Linked DNA regions of Homo sapiens: region 1 is linked to region 2. A link is an interaction called in ENCODE POLR2A ChIA-PET data of the cell type or tissue named here. Cell type or tissue: A673. All regions are shown on one strand. Links, peaks and the distances in the headings refer to the core of each region. The heading gives the core; the rest is flanking DNA. Region 1 overlaps TP73 (tumor protein p73). Region 2 overlaps MEGF6 (multiple EGF like domains 6).

What was found. ChIA-PET counts read pairs that join two places held together with the same protein. Peaks named below come from ENCODE experiments on the same cell type or tissue, not always from the same donor. Only the 100,000 strongest peaks of a DNase experiment are listed, where the experiment ranks them.
Region 1: POLR2A ChIA-PET joins it to region 2 with 12 read pairs; 3 of 35 experiments call an interaction of 5 or more read pairs at or near these places.

What each region holds. Positions count from the first base shown.
Region 1 is chr1:3,653,841-3,662,163 of GRCh38, reverse strand. The region is part of intron 1 of TP73 (tumor protein p73); the gene reads right to left. TP73-AS3 (TP73 antisense RNA 3) reads left to right here. Exons shown (of 3, transcript NR_187362.1): 2 at 1-11; 3 at 2,734-3,521. Among named protein-coding and RNA genes, the nearest start is that of TP73, 5.5 kb to the right of the region's middle. RefSeq lists enhancers at 4,936-5,035, 5,116-5,195. In A673, for the core only: no CTCF peak of the experiment used is centred there; a DNase peak (open chromatin) is centred at 3,773; H3K4me3 peaks cover 252 bases; H3K27ac peaks cover 1,970 bases.
Region 2 is chr1:3,509,529-3,517,851 of GRCh38, reverse strand. It overlaps MEGF6 (multiple EGF like domains 6), which reads left to right. Exons shown (of 37, transcript NM_001409.4): 6 at 2,325-2,450; 7 at 3,180-3,302; 8 at 5,724-5,846; 9 at 6,165-6,302; 10 at 6,950-7,069; 11 at 7,860-7,982. Among named protein-coding and RNA genes, the nearest start is that of MIR551A, 47 kb to the left of the region's middle. RefSeq lists an enhancer at 6,847-7,016. In A673, for the core only: no CTCF peak of the experiment used is centred there; no DNase peak of the experiment used is centred there.

The DNA of each region.
Region 1 (8,323 bases), core at 69-8,068, 140 kb before region 2:
TGCTCCAGCAGGTGCCTGGTCTCCACCTTCAGGGGCTGCTCCAGGAGAGTGGCAATTTGGGGCAGCAGGAGGAAACATGGGTGTGAACTAGTTCTTTTTTTTTTTGAGACAGGGTCTCACTCTGTCACCCAGGCTAGAGTGCAGTGGCACCATCATAGTTCATCGCAGCCTCAACTCCTGGGCTTCAAGGGATCCTGCCACCTCAGCCTCCCGAGTAGCTGGGAGACAGGTGGGCACCACCACACCCAGCTAATTAAAAAAAATAAAAAATAAAAAATAAAATAAAAAATATATATTGTGTGTATATATATAATACATATATTATATATATAGCGTGTATATATATAATACATATATTATATATAGTGTATGTATATATATAATACATATTATATATAGTGTATGTATATATGTAATACATATTATATATATATATATATACACAAAATACATGTGTGTGTATATACAGTTTGTTGCTCAGGCTGGAGTACAGTGGTGCGATCTCAGCTCACTGTGGCATGAATCTCCCTGGGTTCAAGGGATCCTCCTATCTCAGCTTCCCGAGTAGCTGAGATTACAGGCATGTGCCACCATGCCTGGCTAATTTTTGTATTTTTGGTAGAGACGGGGTTTTGCCATGTTGCCCAGGCTGGTCTCGAACTCCTGGGCTCTAGTGATCCGCTCATGTCAGCCTCTCAAAGTGCTGGAATTACAGGCATGACCCACCATGCCTGGCCAGATCTAAGAGTATTTTAAACTATCTAACTTTCTGCATTTCTCTTTGAATATTTCATTGTTACTTTGATTAAATGAGAATTAAGTATTATTTCATAATGATCTGGGATTCTATTTAATCAAGTGCTTTCAACCTTTTGACATTTTGACAACTTTCCAAAATCACACACTCTAAATTAAGTCTTTTTGACCCTGAATTAACGTTTGGGATTTCCTAGATTGGCCCCTGGAATATCTCAAAAGGATTTATTTTCTCTCCTTATAAAAACATAGATTATTTTGCCAATGTTAAAGGGAAAATTGTTTTAGATAAAATAAAAAGATATTAAATAAATTGGGCTTATTTGATCAACTAAATTTGCATGGAAGCACTGTAAAATATGAAGTGATGATTAACCTTCTCTGGGTGAGTTATATTTGCATGGATATATATTCATATAAGAGTTCCAGAAATTATATGAAATTCTTAGAAATCTGATACATTCTATATTAGTTGTAATTCTAGTTATTATGTGAAAGTATACACCACAGGAATAACCAAACTTCCTCATCAGTTACATTGTAATGATGTCATCACATCTTTAGCCAAGGCCATTTTAAGCCTTTCTGTCATACACAGTTAACTGTTTGGCTCTGATGCTTTCCCGAAAGCTTTTGCAAGCAACTATAATTCTAAAATGTTGTGTCTTCGAGAAGATTTCATGGGGAAGACTTTGACCAGTACAGGTTTCTGATACATTAAGATCACACCACTGGATGGCAAGAATTTCCAGAATGTAAATGAAGAAACTATTTATAACTTACAGCATTCTGGTACATTACACTTTTATAAGCAAAATTGAAATGATGACTTTTCTCCCTACCTGATCTCTCCAGAATTTAGAAACTATTAGCATTTTTATTTTTACGGCCATAGAGTTATTTGCTTAAGTTCAAGATGAATCTGCTGCCTTGTAATAGGAAACAACTGGAAATGTTGGTTAGCTCACCAAGTGTTTGACCGGAATATCATATTTGAGAGTGATGTGCATAAAATCAGATGTGAGTAGCTTTAAGGAACTAAGGTTGACTTTATGGAGCCAATGAAACCCGTTGGAGGAAAACAAAATTGCCCTTGTACCTGGATTAAAGGGCTTCTGCAGCCTCACGGGTTGAGGAAAGACTGTGATTTTTTGGCAGTAATTCTCAAGAATACGTTGGGAACCTTGAGAAAGAGGAATCCACCCAAATCTATAGGTATTGCAGGTGAAGTCTGATATCAAGTCCTTGGCTTGACTTCTTAGCCTCAAGAGGCTTTTGAAAGCCTAACCTGAGATTTATTAAAAGTTCCAGCAAAGCTGACCTAAAGAAAGCCTAGCTGGCCACTTACTATTCTTGCTGCACTTGTGCAAATAATCAGGCCAATTTTAATGAGGCTAGACTTACTTTACAAACAAGTTAATCTGACTAGGCTGGGCACAGTGGCTCACGTCTGTAATCCTAGCACTTTGGGAGGCCGAAGTGGGTGGATCCTGTGAGGTCAGGAGTTCAAGACCAGCCTGGCCAACATGGCAAAACCCTGTCTCTACTAAAAAAAAGTAATAATAATACAAAAATTAGTGGTGGTGCATGCCTGTAACTCCAGGAGGCTGAGGCAGGAGAATCACTTGAACCCGGGAGGCAGAGTTTGCAGTGAGTCGAGATGATGCCACTACACTCTAGCCTTGAGCGACGGAGTGGAACTCTGTCTCAAAAATAATAATAATAATAATAATCTTACTGAGATTATTTTTAGTAGAAAGAGGGGTGATGTAGAAAGAACATATATTTCAGTAGAAAGCCATATTGTGCGCCCCATATTAGATTCTTGTCCTGTTTAACGTCTTTGGGGTTTTGTTATCTATTGATGTCTACAAACTGGACGGGTTCCTGATGTTTCTAGTTTCCTCCAGTATCTGGCTGCAACTCCCAAACTAACACTTTCAATTTTCTCCCACCGTTCTTATTGGAATCACGAAGAACAAAACTGCCCTTTGCCCAGAAATCCTGCAAACTGAGGCTGGACGACTTGAAATACTCATCAGCGAGATTACCACGAAGCCCAGGTGCGAGGGACCCTCACGCCTGTTGCTGCGTGGGCCGCCCAGACATCGCCAGAGACCAAACCGCAGAAGATGCTCGGAGCCCAACATCTACAAACCTGCCCCGCCACGGCCCCCAGGCTCAGAAACTGGTTTTTAGTCAGCTCCAATGATTAGCTTTTTTTTTTTTTCTTTTGTTTCCATAGAAATGCCTCTTCAAAGCATTATGGGACAACACACCCACCCAGTTTCTGTACCGTGGAGCTTCTTGGGGAAGTTTCAGACTAGGAAACAATGGGGCTCAGGACACATCACCCCAAAGTATGACTGTAGGAGACCAGAATACGCCACCCCTAAATATGACTATAGGAGACCAGAATACGTCACCCCAAAATATGACTGTAGGAGACCAGAATACGCCACCCCAAAATATGACTGTAGGAGACCAGAATACGCCACCCCAAAATATGACTGTAGGAGACCAGAATACGCCACCCCTAAATATGACTGTAGGAGACTAGAATACGTCACCCCAAAATATGACTGTAGGAGACCAGAATACGTCACCCCAAAATATGACTGTAGGAGACCAGAATACGTCACCCCAAAATATGCCATGTTGACATGTTGATTACTTTGAGCTAAAAGCAACTGAGAACCAGCCAACAGAAAAAAAGCTCTTCAGCTCCCTAAAATAAAGTAAAAAACTCTCTTTTCTAAAGAAAATTGACATCTATAAAGGACATTTTCATTAGTAATGGTCTGTGTGCCAGGAAGAGAGCCGCGCGCCAAGACGCATTTTCTCACCATGAGACTGATAGCTGCACCACGAGGCAGCCTTTATGCCCAGACGTTTCCTCCCTCACCCTCTCCTCATTTGTCTCTACCGCTCCCCAGAAGCCCAGGCCCCCTTTCCTTTCTGTCACAGAGGACGGACATCTGCACCGCTCCCATCTGGTTACTGCTGAGTCTCCTGTTTTTATGGCACTTCCGGGCGGGGGCACAGCCTTAAAACTGTTGTCTCTTGTGAGTCTGTCTTTTGTCAATCGTTTATTGACAAGAACCCCGTAGGGAAGAGGGAGGCAACTTTCCCTTCCCCTCTCCACAGCTTGCTCTTTGGGGAACCCGATTTAATCTCCAAGGCCCACGGAATCTTCCGGCCACTGTCCATCCCTAATGTGTCCCCCATGTCCCCTCCACGGTCCCTGCTCCATGAGACCTGCCTTCCGTGCCCTTGCTCTGGCCCCAGCAGGGCCCTTCCTGCCACCTGGTCTCTCCAGGCCTCACTGGAGGCCACCACTGGGACGGCGTCTCCTCTCTGTCCAACTCCCTGAGAGGTGCCTCTCCAGACCCTTCCGCGCAGACCGATGTCCCCCGACCTTCTGTAGCACCCACGGCCAGGTCCAGGGCTGGGGCCCGGGTCTCGCCTCTCCCGGTGGGGCTTCTTGTTCAATACCTCTGGTTTCTGTCCCTAACTGGGGGCTATGCGGCCCAAGCAGTCCCCAGGTAGAGGAGCTGCTGGAGTGTGTGGAACAGTCTGTTTTCCAGGATGCAGGGGCTGTGGAGGAGGCGCCAGGCGGGAGGTGCTGGGGGAGAGGGGGGCTGCCCATCCCCGGCTGTGCCCAACCCCGACCTTCAGTGTCCGGGTTCCAAGATCCTCGTCCTGAAAAGAGGGGCGTGGCTTAGACCAGGTTTCTTCCCCGTTTGCGCCATGGCCCCTCTGGCAGCCTGGGGAATCTCAGACGCCTTGTCCGGGAGAATGTTTTAAATACATGAAGCAAAATACACAGGATCACGAGTTACTGAAACATAGCCACTCTAGTGGGTTGGATGCAGCCTCTGGGAACGAGCCTCAGAATGGGATGTTATTTGGAATCAGGGTCTTTGCAGATGCCACTTAGGTAAGGGTCTCAAGATAAGATCATTCTGGATTTTCCAGGTGGGCCCGAAATCCAAGGACAGGTGTCCATCTAAGGGACAAAAAAGGAGAGACACACAGGGACACAGAGGAGAAGGCCATGGCAAGATGGTGGCAGAGACTGGGTGGTGCATCTGCATGCCTGGGAACCACAGGATGGCCGGCAGCCCCCAGATCCTAGGAGGGAGACAGGAGGCGAGCCCCCTCTCAGAGCCTCCGAGGGAACCCGACCCTGCCCACACCTGGCTTCAGATTCCTGCCTCCACAACCGTGAGACAACACTCTCTATTGTTTCCAGCCACTTAATTTGTGGTCATTTGTAACAGCAGCCTGAGAAAACTTACAAAGTGACCCTAATATTTAAAAAGCAAAACTGGGAGGTGATCATATGTGCGCTTCTTTGTTCATACATTAAGTCGTAAGCCTGAGAGCAGATCTAATCACCGCCATAATTGCAACGGAGCGACAAGCACAAACCACTTTTTAAGATGCTGCAGCTATTACCGGACACCATGAAAATATCAGTGGTTCCCACTGGTGAGGTCACAGGTACTGCTATGACTGTAGTTTGCTGCCTACATTCAAAACTAGAGGAAATGCTGAAATTTGCTTTGAGGTTAATACAAGGTGCCATTTTTCCCCATCCAGGCTCACAGCACCCTGGACTCTCTACCCCTGGCTTAGATGTTCTGGAAGGGCCCTTCCGGCCTGAATGTTCCACGGTCCTAGGTGTCTGGGGGCCGTGTCTGAGCCAACGGCAGACCCAGGCAAAGGATGGTTTGGCAGCCCCAGTCCCAGCTTCGTGGTCATAGCTGGAGTCCCCACTCCCGTACTTTGCAGCTGTGTGACCCTGTGCAAGTAGAATAGCCAGTTGAAGCCTCAGTTTCCTCATCTGTAAATGGGCATAATTATAGTATCTACTTCAACGGGCTATTGTGGGGATTACAGGGAAAAAAATGTAAACTTTTTAGCCAAGTACCAGCTCACAGCCACCATGGGCTAAATGTGAGTTATTACAGGAAACATTAAAAAACAAGAGTTGGGCTGGATTATCTTTTTCTTCTTTGGGTCTGTGATGTGCAACTTGTCCAGGAAAAGAAAGCACTTTGGATGAGCGAGTGTTTAGCCTGCAAAGAAATACTGAGCACAGAGTGGACTGCCAGGGGGCAGGCAGAAAGTCTGTAAACATGTGCATATGTCTGTCTGAGCCCACTTTGGTATAAGCTGTCTTACACTCAAATGCCAATGAGCAGAGGGATTTTTTTTTTTTTTTTTTGAGACGTAGTCTCGCTCTGTCGCCCAGGCTGGAGTGTAGTGCGTGATCTCAGCTCACTGCAAGCTCCGCCTTCCGGGTTCACGCCATTCTCCTGCCTCAGCCTCCTGGGTAGCTGGGACTACAGGTGCCCGCACCACGCCCGACTAATTTTTTGTATTTTTAGTAGAGACGGGGTTTCACCGTGTTAGCCAGGATGGTCTTGATCTCCTGACCTCGTGATCCACCCGCCTCAGCCTCCCAAAATGCTGGGATTACAGGCGTGAGCCACTGCGCCCGGCTGAGTAGAGGGAATTTTTAGAATAAAATACCTTCTGCACGACCCACAGAGAAGGATTTTCGAGGCATCCTGTGTAACCCACTTAAGAAGGCAAACTTCTAAGAAAGCCATTGTGTGTTTTCATTATACACGAGTGGATGTTGCCAGCTACAAGTGTGTTTTGTGTATTTGTTAAAGGAATCTGGGCAGAACATGGAAGTATTAAATACTGGTAGGAGTAAGTGATCACTCAGCCTACTTACTGGTGATAAAACATTACATTTAGAAAACTTTCACCACATTCAGATACAAATAACACGGGAATTCAAAAGAAAAGTAGGCGTTATTGTCATTTAGTAACTCATCTCAGCTTTTTTCTTTTTTGCTTTTAAAGCAAAATCACGAGGAAATAACATACAGATATCTTAAAAGGTTGCCTTAGCCCTCCCCACACTGGAAAACAAAGGCAAGCCGCAAAATGGCAGCTCGTTACATGAAACACACACCAAAAGTATTTTTTGCGTGTTTTTTTGAGACAGAGTCTCGCTCTGTTGCCCGGGCTGGAGTGCAGTGGGGTGATCTCGGCTCACTGCAACCTCTGCCTCCCAAGTTCAAGCGATTCTCCTGCCTCAGCCTCCTGAGTAGCTGAGACTACAGGCACCAGACACCACCCCCGGCTAATTTTTGTATTTTTGGTGGGGACAAGATTTCACCATTTTGCCCAGGCTGGTCTTGAACTCCTGATCTCAAGTGATCCACCCACCTCGGCCTCCCAAAGGGCTGAGATTACAGGCGTGGGCCACGGCGCCTGGCCTTAAAGGATGTTTTGAAGACTTTTTCTGACTTTTTGCAAACACAGGGTTCACCGTGTACGCGATGTCACTTTGGTGTGCTCGGAATCTCAGGGTTAATACCGCCGCTGGGCAAGGGCAGGGCCTCGTCCGGGTTCTGGAGTGGGTGTGCGGCTCCTCTCTCGGCCCTCAGCCTCTTCTCTTCTCTCCACTTTAGCCGTGCCTTTCACACGTGCTCAGTGTTATCAATCCATTCTTGGACCTGGGTGGGGCATGCCCTATAAATAAATACTAAACCAGGCATCCTTGCCCCAGTGCATACTTCTGACAGATGCCATCAGCTTCCACCCACGCCTTGGGCAGATGCCTGCCTCACTGCCATCCCTCCTGCCCTGGAGATACCTACCAGATACTAAGGAGCCGGGTCTCTCCCCAGGGCTCCTGGCTCTCCCAGCTCTGGAACAGCACCTGGGACCCGAAGCCATCATGTGTGAGGACACTGAGTGGGTGCCAGGCACTCTCCCAAGCCCTTCGGACGGCACCTCACTGACTGTTCTCCAAGCCTCTGAGGCAGGAACTACTATTACCCGACTCTGCAGATGGGTAACCTGAGGCTCCAAGTGGTTAAGTGACTTGCTGGAGTAAATGGGGAAGAGGAGATTTGAACCCCAGCATTCTGACTTCCATACTACCCCATTAACCACTGTGCCAGACCAGCTTCTCCATGCGACTGGCCTTCGGGATTTGGAGACAGCTACTGTTCGCTGTAGCTTTCACGAGAAGGACTGCAAGGCAGGGCTCACATCCCGAGCCATTCTCTGGTGGCCGCCGCGCATAGACAAGCCCCGCTCAGGTCCGCCTTCCGTTCACCCCAGGCTACCTCTGATTGACAATAGGCAGCTGCCACACTGCAGCCTCTGACACCAACTTTTATCTTATTTCATCTTATTTTTTGAGACAGAGTCTTGCTCTGTTGCCCAGGCTGGAGTGCAGTGGCATGATATCAGCTCGCTGCAACCTCTCCATCCCAGGTTCAAGCAATTCTTGTGCCTCAGCCTCCCGAGTAGCTGGGAGTACAGGTGCCTGCCACCATGCCCAGCTAATTTTTGTATTTCAAGTAGAGACTGGGTTTCACCATGATGGCCAGGCTGGTCTCGAACTCCTGACCTCAGGTGATCCACCCACCTTGGCCTCCCAAAGGCTGTGAGGGATGACAGGCGTGAGCTACCGTGCCCAGCCAACTTTTTATCTTATTTTAAAAACTACATACGTAATGCATACATTCAT
Region 2 (8,323 bases), core at 103-8,102:
CGCATCTGTCCGCAGGTGAGCCAGGTGAGGGCTGTGGAGCACAGACAGGGAGGGTCTTCCCCCACTGGGAGGCAAATCCCCAGTCCACGTCTGATGGGCACACTCAGCTTTGCCGGGTCTGAGCTTGGTCCACTTTGCAGGCTGTAACAGGTGTGAGCCTTTGGCTGTGGCCTGGGTAGGGGTGGCTGGGCTGTGTGTTTTGCAGCTGGGTCTCAGTGTCCCGAGGGGTCTGGACACATCCCTAGCAGTGCTGGGCACTGGCCACGCAGGGGTGGCCCCTCCTGAGCTGCATATCCCAGCGCTGGCGAAAATCTGCCTGGTTCAGCTTTCCGGGAATCCGTGGCACAGGATATATGCGACGACACTGGGCTTGGCTCCCGGCTGCGCACAGCTTGGGAGCATCTGGGGTGTTAGAACTGTGTGGACTGGAGTGGCAAGAGGACAGGCTCTGGGGGGATCCCTGCCTCTGATCCCCCCGCCCTGGTGGGCTCCAGTGCGCGCCATGCCCGGTGGTCCCTGGGTGCGTCTCAGGGCTCTGCCTGTCTGGAGGGGGTGATGAGAAGCCTCTTTCTTTCCCAGCCCTGCCGCAGCCTCCTGGGCCCTTGTGGCGCCTGGATCCTGACGGCCCAGCTTCCCTGCCATGGGCTCTGTGCCCCCTGTGCCTGCCTGGCCCTGCCAGGAGGGGGTCTGTTTCCTATTACGTGTTCCAGACAGGGGTGCTGTTGCTGCGGTGAACACAATAAACAGGGCCCCTGGGAAGGCGGGGCCGGCGCAGGCCATGCTCAGAGGCCCCTGGAGCCACGGTAGTGGCTTCAGCAGGGCCATCTCAGGTGAGGCAGGCCGGGCCTGGGGGCCAGGACAGCTCCCATCTTGTCTGGGCAGTTAGGTGGATGGGGCGAGGGGCTCAGAGGCAGACGGGCTTACCTGAGTTCTGCCCTGGGTTCCCCACAGCCTGCACGTGCCAGGGACACGTGGGGCAGGAGACAGAGCCATCACTGCGACCCCCAATAGCCTCCCAAGGCTGGCTCTGCCCCAGGAGGGGACCCTCAGCGCCTGCTCCCCTGTGGGACAGGTACGGCGAGCACGGTGGGTTTTTAAGCCAGCTTGCTCTGAGGGGGCTTTGCCTTCTCAGGGCCCAGAGGCAACACCGCTGCTCCAGCCGCTGCCTGCTCTGTTGACCTCTGACCGCCCTCCCCTCCATGGTGCCGGGCTTCCCATCCGCTATGCAGCAACAGTAGACGGGTTCCCCAGACTCGGCCCCAGGCCCAGGCACCTCCCAGGGATGGTGGCAGTCCCCCAGGAGGTGCCCCAGAGGAGGCGGCATCTCAAAGAAGCCTCCCCACTCTGAGAGAGTCTCGGCGCTTTGGTAATGGGGTTTGGGATTGCTCTGGGCACAGGCCTGGGCAGACGGCCTCCCCTGCCCGGGCACAGGCAACAGCACATTCTTGCGGCTTCCCTCTGAGCTCGGGGCTGACTCCCTCCCTAACCACAAGGCAACTGCCAGACTTGACAGTAACCAAACCCCCGCTGAGGGGCTGGCTACCGCTTTTGGCAGAGGTCCAGTGCCCACCCTGGGTGCCCAGCCTGGCCCAGCGCCCTGTCCCCGCCTCCCTGCGCCAGCTCAGGGCACAGCCCCATCCATCCACGGGGTACAGGCACCCACTGGGCCAACCTGACCCCACAGTCCATGCTCTGCAGGAATGTGCATGAAGGAATGGGGGCATGGGCAATGCGTGGGGACAGGCGTGAGGTGTGGCCTGGCCTGGGGTGGGTAGGAGCTGTGCTGGTCCCTTGGGAACTGGGGGCCAAGCCTGTGGCCCATGGCAGCTGTCCACGGCATCCCCACATCTGCCCCCACCCTGGCCTAAGGACCACGATGGTGAGATGCCTGGGTCTCAGTCACCCCCTGCCAGCCTGCGTCCTCCTCCAGGGAGATGCAGCCTGCTGGGGCACTGAGCCCTCGCTTGCAGCTTCTCAGAGACCCCTGGTGCTTAGTGTTCTGTGCTGGGGGGTGCTGGGCTTCTGTCTGGGTGGGGTCCCCTTCTGTGTCCAGCCCTCGATCAGGCCGGGGCCGGAGGATCCAGTGAATCCCCCACAGGCCTGAGGATCCTGTAGGCAGCAGAGAAGGCAAAACCAGGCCTGTGAGCCGGGCAGGGAGCAGCGTGTGACGATGGAGATGAAAAGGCGGAGGGGCTCGGAGTGGCTGGGAGGGGTCCTACAGCAGGAAGAAGTGGCCATGCCACTCCCTGCTCCATGCCAGCCAGGGACAGACTGTCGGCCAGGCATCCTCTTGGGCTGACTTGGGGTCCTCCCTGTGTCCCCAGCCATTAACTCCTGCGCCCTGGGCAATGGCGGCTGCCAGCACCACTGTGTCCAGCTCACAATCACTCGGCATCGCTGCCAGTGCCGGCCCGGGTTCCAGCTCCAGGAGGACGGCAGGCATTGTGTCCGTGAGTGCTGCCAGCCTGGGAGGGAGGACCTGGGGGTGGAGGCAGGACAAGCTGCCTCGCCTGGGCTGTTGGGTGGAAGTGGGTCTTCAGGAGGCCCCCAAGGCTGCTGAGAGGCCTGGTAGGGATGGCACATTTGGGGCCAGGAAGCTCAGGATGGGGGCCACCTCACTTCCATAGGTGCCCACCTGAGGCTTGCTGCCCTTGGGAGGAGGAGGCAGGCCAGTCCGGTTTGGCACTTTGCTCTGAGTCCTCAGGGCTGCTTGCGTGGAAAGGGGGGGCTTTGCTGATGGTGACGGTGCGGCAGACTCAGTGGTCCTCCAGAATATGGAAATGGGGGCTGTGGGTGGGGCAGGTGCTGAGAGAATGCCCCCACCTGGGCCTCTGGGTCCTCCCCAGTGTGGGCATGAAGGGGCTGGAGTCACAGAGCTGGGGGGCCGCCGCCTTGGTGTCAGCGCCAGCACCTGGGCTAAGAAGGGTGGTGGGAGGAGCTGGCCTGGGCCGCTGCCTGACCTGGGCTGGCTGGCCGCGTCCTGAGACTGCAGAGTCTTCTCGGCGTCTTGGGGGCTTCCCGCACCTGGGAGGAGGGAGACCCGCTGCCCAGCCCATCAGCCTGGAGCACAGAGTGGGGAGAGCACTGGGTGAGGGGTCTCACAAGAAGCCTGGGGGCAGGCGCCCTGCAGCCACTGGGGTCCCCTCTCCCCAACCCCCTCCTCGGGCCCGTGGCTGCAGGTAGAAGCCCGTGTGCCAACAGGAACGGCAGCTGCATGCACAGGTGCCAGGTGGTCCGGGGCCTCGCCCGCTGTGAGTGCCACGTGGGCTATCAGCTAGCAGCGGACGGCAAGGCCTGTGAAGGTAGGACGCCCCTCCCCTGCTCCGCCCCGCCCAGGGTCAGAAAGCGCACCCAGGTGCTGTGGAGGGACCCGTGTCTAACTCTGGGGCCGTGGCCTCCCATGAGACCAGGCCCTTTGGCCTTGCCCCCTTGGGTGACCTGGGATGTGGCGGTCTCATCTCCCTTGCTGGGGGCTGAGGGGCGAGGGTAGGAAGGCTCGCAAAAGCTGCTCCCAGCCCGAGGCTCATTTCACTAGGAGTGAGCCAGGGAGCCCAGGTGTTGCTTATAGTTTTTAAACTATTGTATTTCCTTTTTTTTTTTTTTTGAGACGGAGTCTCGCTCTATTGCCCAGGCTGGAGTGCAGTGGCGTGATCTCAGCTCACTGCAAGCTCCGCCTCCCAGGCTCACGCCATTCTCTTGCCTTGGCCTCCCCAGCAGCTGGGACTACAGGCACCCGCCGCCAGGCCTGGCTAATTTTTCGTATTTTTAGAAGAGATGGGGTTTCACCATGTTGGCCAGGATGCTCTCAATCTCCTGACCTTGTGATCCGCCCGCCTCGGCCTCCCAAAGTGCTGGGATTACAGGCGTGAGCCACTGCACCTGGCCTAAACTATTGTATTTCCTAAGTAGTGCCTGCCCAGCAGGAAAACTGAAGAGATGAATAAGAGAAAAGGAGAAATGAGCCAGGCGCTGTGGCTCACACCTGTAATCCCAGCACTTTGGTAGGCCAACGAGGGAGGACCACTTAAGCCAAGTTGCTCAAGACCAGCCTAGGCAGCATGGCGAGACCCTGTCTCTAAACAATTTTTTTTTTAATTAGCCAGGTGTGGTGGTGCTGTCTGGAGTCCTAGCTACTCCGGAATCTGAGGCAGGAAGATCACTTGAGCCCAGGAGGTCAAGGCTGCAGTGAGCTATGATCACACCACTGCACTCCAGCCTGGGTGGCAGAGCAAGATTCTGTCTCTTAAAAAAAAAAAAAAAAAAAAAAAAAAAAAGCCCAGGTGTGGTGGCTCACACCTGTAATCCCAGCACTTTGAGAGGCCAAGGTGGGCAGATCACTTGAGTTTAGGAGTTCAAGACCAGCCTGGGCAACATAGCGAGATCCTGTATGTACAAAAAAATAAGAAAACCCAACTAGCTGAGCATGATGGTGCACACCTGTGGTCCCAGCTACTCAGGAGGCCGAGGCAGGAGTCCCAGCTACTCGGGATGCCGAGGCAGGAGTCCCAGCTACTCGGAAGGCTGAGGCAGGAGAATCACTTGAGCCCAGGAGGTTGACGCTACAGTGAGCCATGATTGCACCAGTGTGCTACAGCCTGGGTGACAGAATGAGACCCTGTCTAAAAATAAATAAATAAATAAATAAACAAGTAAAATAATAAAAAAAATAGAACTCAAGAAGAAAGGAGACATTGTTCCTGAGCCCAGGAAACACCTAGACGTATGGGATGGGCTGCTTCTGCTGCTTCACTGGGGCTGTTTGTGAATGTGCTTGCTTAGAGTCAGGTTGCAGGCAGGTGCCATTGTTTGGAACACACCGCTGCCCCCTCTGCCACACCACACCATCCTCTGCAGCATGGCTGGGCGACGTTTATTTGTTAACCCTGTCCCTGCACGTCTGGGTGTTCCTGACTCTTCCCTGGGCCAAGCAGCCTTGGGGAGGGGTCGGGCTGCCACTGCCCCAGTGGTCCACAGGGTGAGTCTCTGAGGCAGCGGTGTGTGTCCAGACCAGGCAGTGGTCAGTTTCCAATGGTATTAGTCCATTTTCACGCTGCCGATAAAGACATACCCAAGACTGGGCAATTTACTAAAGAAAGAGGTTTAATGGACTTACAGTTCCACATGGCTTGGGGCGGCCTCACAATCATGGCGGGAGGCCAGGAGGAGCAAGTCACACCTCACGTCGATAGCGGTAGGAAAAGAGAGGGCTTGTGCAGGGAAACTCCCGTTTTTAAAACCATCAGATCTCATGAGACTTACTCACTATCATGAGAACAGCACAGGAAAGACCCACCCCCATGATTCAATCACCTCCCACCGGGCTCCTCCCACCACACGTGGGAACTGTGGGAGTTACAGTTCAAGGTGAGATTTGGGTGGGGACACAGCCAGACCATATCATCAGGCCCCCGCCGGATGGCCACGGGGTGTCGTGGTGTGTGGTTCCACGTCCTCACTGACACCAGGAAAGTGCTGCCTGGGCACTGGCACCTGGTCATGCAACAGGCTTAGTGTGAGACCTGTGTGGGTGCCAACTTCTTCATCCCAGGGGACCTGCAGGGCTGTGACTAGTGGCCGTCAGGGACAGTGGGATTGGCCTTGAATGCCTGTGTCATGCGGCCACAGGCCCTGGGTGTCAGCAGGCCGTGCACTGTCTTCCACTGGTCCCATGCAAAGGCCCTTCCTGGCACCTCTGAGCCCTCCCTGTGGTCTCTCCCCTCCAGATGTGGACGAATGTGCCGCAGGGCTGGCCCAGTGTGCCCATGGCTGCCTCAACACCCAGGGGTCCTTCAAGTGCGTGTGTCACGCGGGCTATGAGCTGGGCGCCGATGGCCGGCAGTGCTACCGTGAGTGGGCAGCCGGCAACAGGCTGAAGGTGCCCGGGATGGCCATGCTGCTCCCCAGGACCCCGAGGCCTGCTTTGGCTGAAGGGCAGGGCTTCCTTGTCAATCAGGGGCAGCCCTGGGTGTGAGCCCTTGGTGAGCAGAGGGTCGAGGGAGAGCAGGGGGTCCCAGACCCAACAAGGCCTGGGAGCTCCATGTTGCTGCTTCCCACGGGTGTCCCCAGGCCCGAGGCTGGCTGCTGGGTGGAGGTAGGGGTAACTAAGGTAGGTGGGGGTCATCCTAGCCGCCATCCCATACCCTGGGTGGCTGGTCTCACGGCAGGGATTGAGATGGAAATCGTGAACAGCTGTGAGGCCAACAACGGCGGCTGCTCCCATGGCTGCAGCCACACCAGTGCTGGGCCCCTGTGCACATGTCCCCGCGGCTACGAGCTGGACACAGATCAGAGGACCTGCATCGGTGCGCACTGGCTCCTCCCAGATGCCTGCACCCCACTCCAGGGACCCGCTGCTGCCCTGGGTCTGGGATCAGTTCCATGCCATGACTTGGAGGTCCTCGTCAGTCTCCCTGAGTCCTGGTCTGGCTGCCTGGGCCCTGGCGGGGTGGTAGGGCAGGTCTGACAGAGGCAGCATCCTGGCCGGGAAAGACCTTGGTGCCCACATCGGCCCGCCAGGCCCATACCCATGTTCACGGCACCCCCTTAGCCCCATCAGCACCTCCTCAGTACCACCCCTTCACCTGGGAAGGACCCAGTGTCCTGGAAGTCACACCCCAGACCCTGACTCCCAGATGGAGTCCCCACCCTCTAGCCCCAGTCCCAACACCTTGTCCACAGCAGACAGGCGGGTGGCCCTGGGGCTGTGACATGTGTCCTGTGTGTGCACATATGCGGGACCAGGAACGTGCATGTGCGTGGGCGTGATTGTGTGGTGGGTGCGATTGTCTGCAGGTGCCATGAATGTCGGTGTGCACACGTGAGGCTGTGGGCAGCTGCAGGTGCAGTCGGGCGCGTGGGTTGTGTGTGGTCGTATGCAGTTGTGTGTGGGTGGGGGCGTGTGCACGTGCAGGTGCCTGGTACCAGGGGGCCCGTGGCGTGTGCTCCACAGATGTCGACGACTGTGCAGACAGCCCGTGCTGCCAGCAGGTGTGCACCAACAACCCTGGCGGGTACGAGTGCGGCTGCTACGCCGGCTACCGGCTCAGTGCCGATGGCTGCGGCTGTGAGGGTGAGCACTGCCCTGCCACTGCACAGCTGGGGTGGCCTGGGAGCAGGGCTGCCCTAAGGAAGGACACGGGGCTGGCTCTGGTACCCCCATGGTGGGCATGGGGTCGGCCTGCTCTGTGCTTTGCTTTGGGGCTGTGGGTGTTGGTTGAGCGCCTGCTGTGTGCAGGGCTGTGGTGGGTGTTGGTTGAGCGCCTGCTGCGTGCAGGGCTGTGGGTGTTGGTTGAGCCCCTGCTGAGTTCAGGGCTGTGGGCGTTGGTTGAGCACCTGCTGCGTGCAGGGCTGTGGGCGTTGGTTGAGCGCCTGCTGCGTGCAGGGCTGTGGGTGTTGGTTGAGCGCCTGCTGCGTGCAGGGCTATGGGTGTTGGTTGAGCCCCTGCTGAGTTCAGGGCTGTGGGCGTTGGTTGAGCGCCTGCTGCGTGCAGGGCTGTGGGTGTTGGTTGAGTGCCTGCTGCCTGGAGGGCTGTGCTGACCTGTCCCCTCCCTCCCTCTGGCCTGAGGTCACTGGCCGCTCTCTCCTGGAGCTGGGCCTGTCCCCCTGGCTGCTGCCTGGCCGGCCCCTCCCAGCCTGGCCCCCCCTAGCACGTGTCTGCCATGGCTCTGACCCTGGGCTGGGAGGATGGCCAGAGTGGCCTCTGTGGCTGAGGGTGAGTTTTACTGGCTGGTTGAAGAGATGCTACTCAGCTCTGGCAGGGCCACCAGGGCTTCAGTCCTGTGGGTAGGACTGGGTGGGCAGGGGCCTTCCTGGTTCCCCACCTGGGAGCACAGGCCTCAGTGGTCCCGGGTCGCCCGCAGATGTGGATGAGTGCGCCTCCAGCCGTGGCGGCTGCGAGCACCACTGCACCAACCTGGCCGGCTCCTTCCAGTGCTCCTGCGAGGCCGGCTACCGGCTGCACGAGGACCGTAGGGGCTGCAGCCGTGAGTCTCCCGCCCTCCGCGGAGCACCGGCCTCTGCCTTCTCGAGTTTGCCCCAGCTGACCCTGCGTCCCGCAGGCCTGGCCCACCCCACCCCCACCTGCCTGGGGTCCTTTGCCCCCTGGCCTCTCTGGGCCAACACACCTCAGAGGCTCTTGGGCCCTTGGGGACCCACTGAGGTCCTGCCTCTTCTGAGGGCCGTGTGGGGGTTGGGGACAGTGGGGTGGGGGAAGCTGGTGAGACAGGCATCCTCCCGGAGCCCAGCACCTGTCCTGACCACGTGAGAGAAGGGACCAAGACCTAAGGTGATGTTGTCCCTGGGACTGATGGCAGCTGCTCCCACC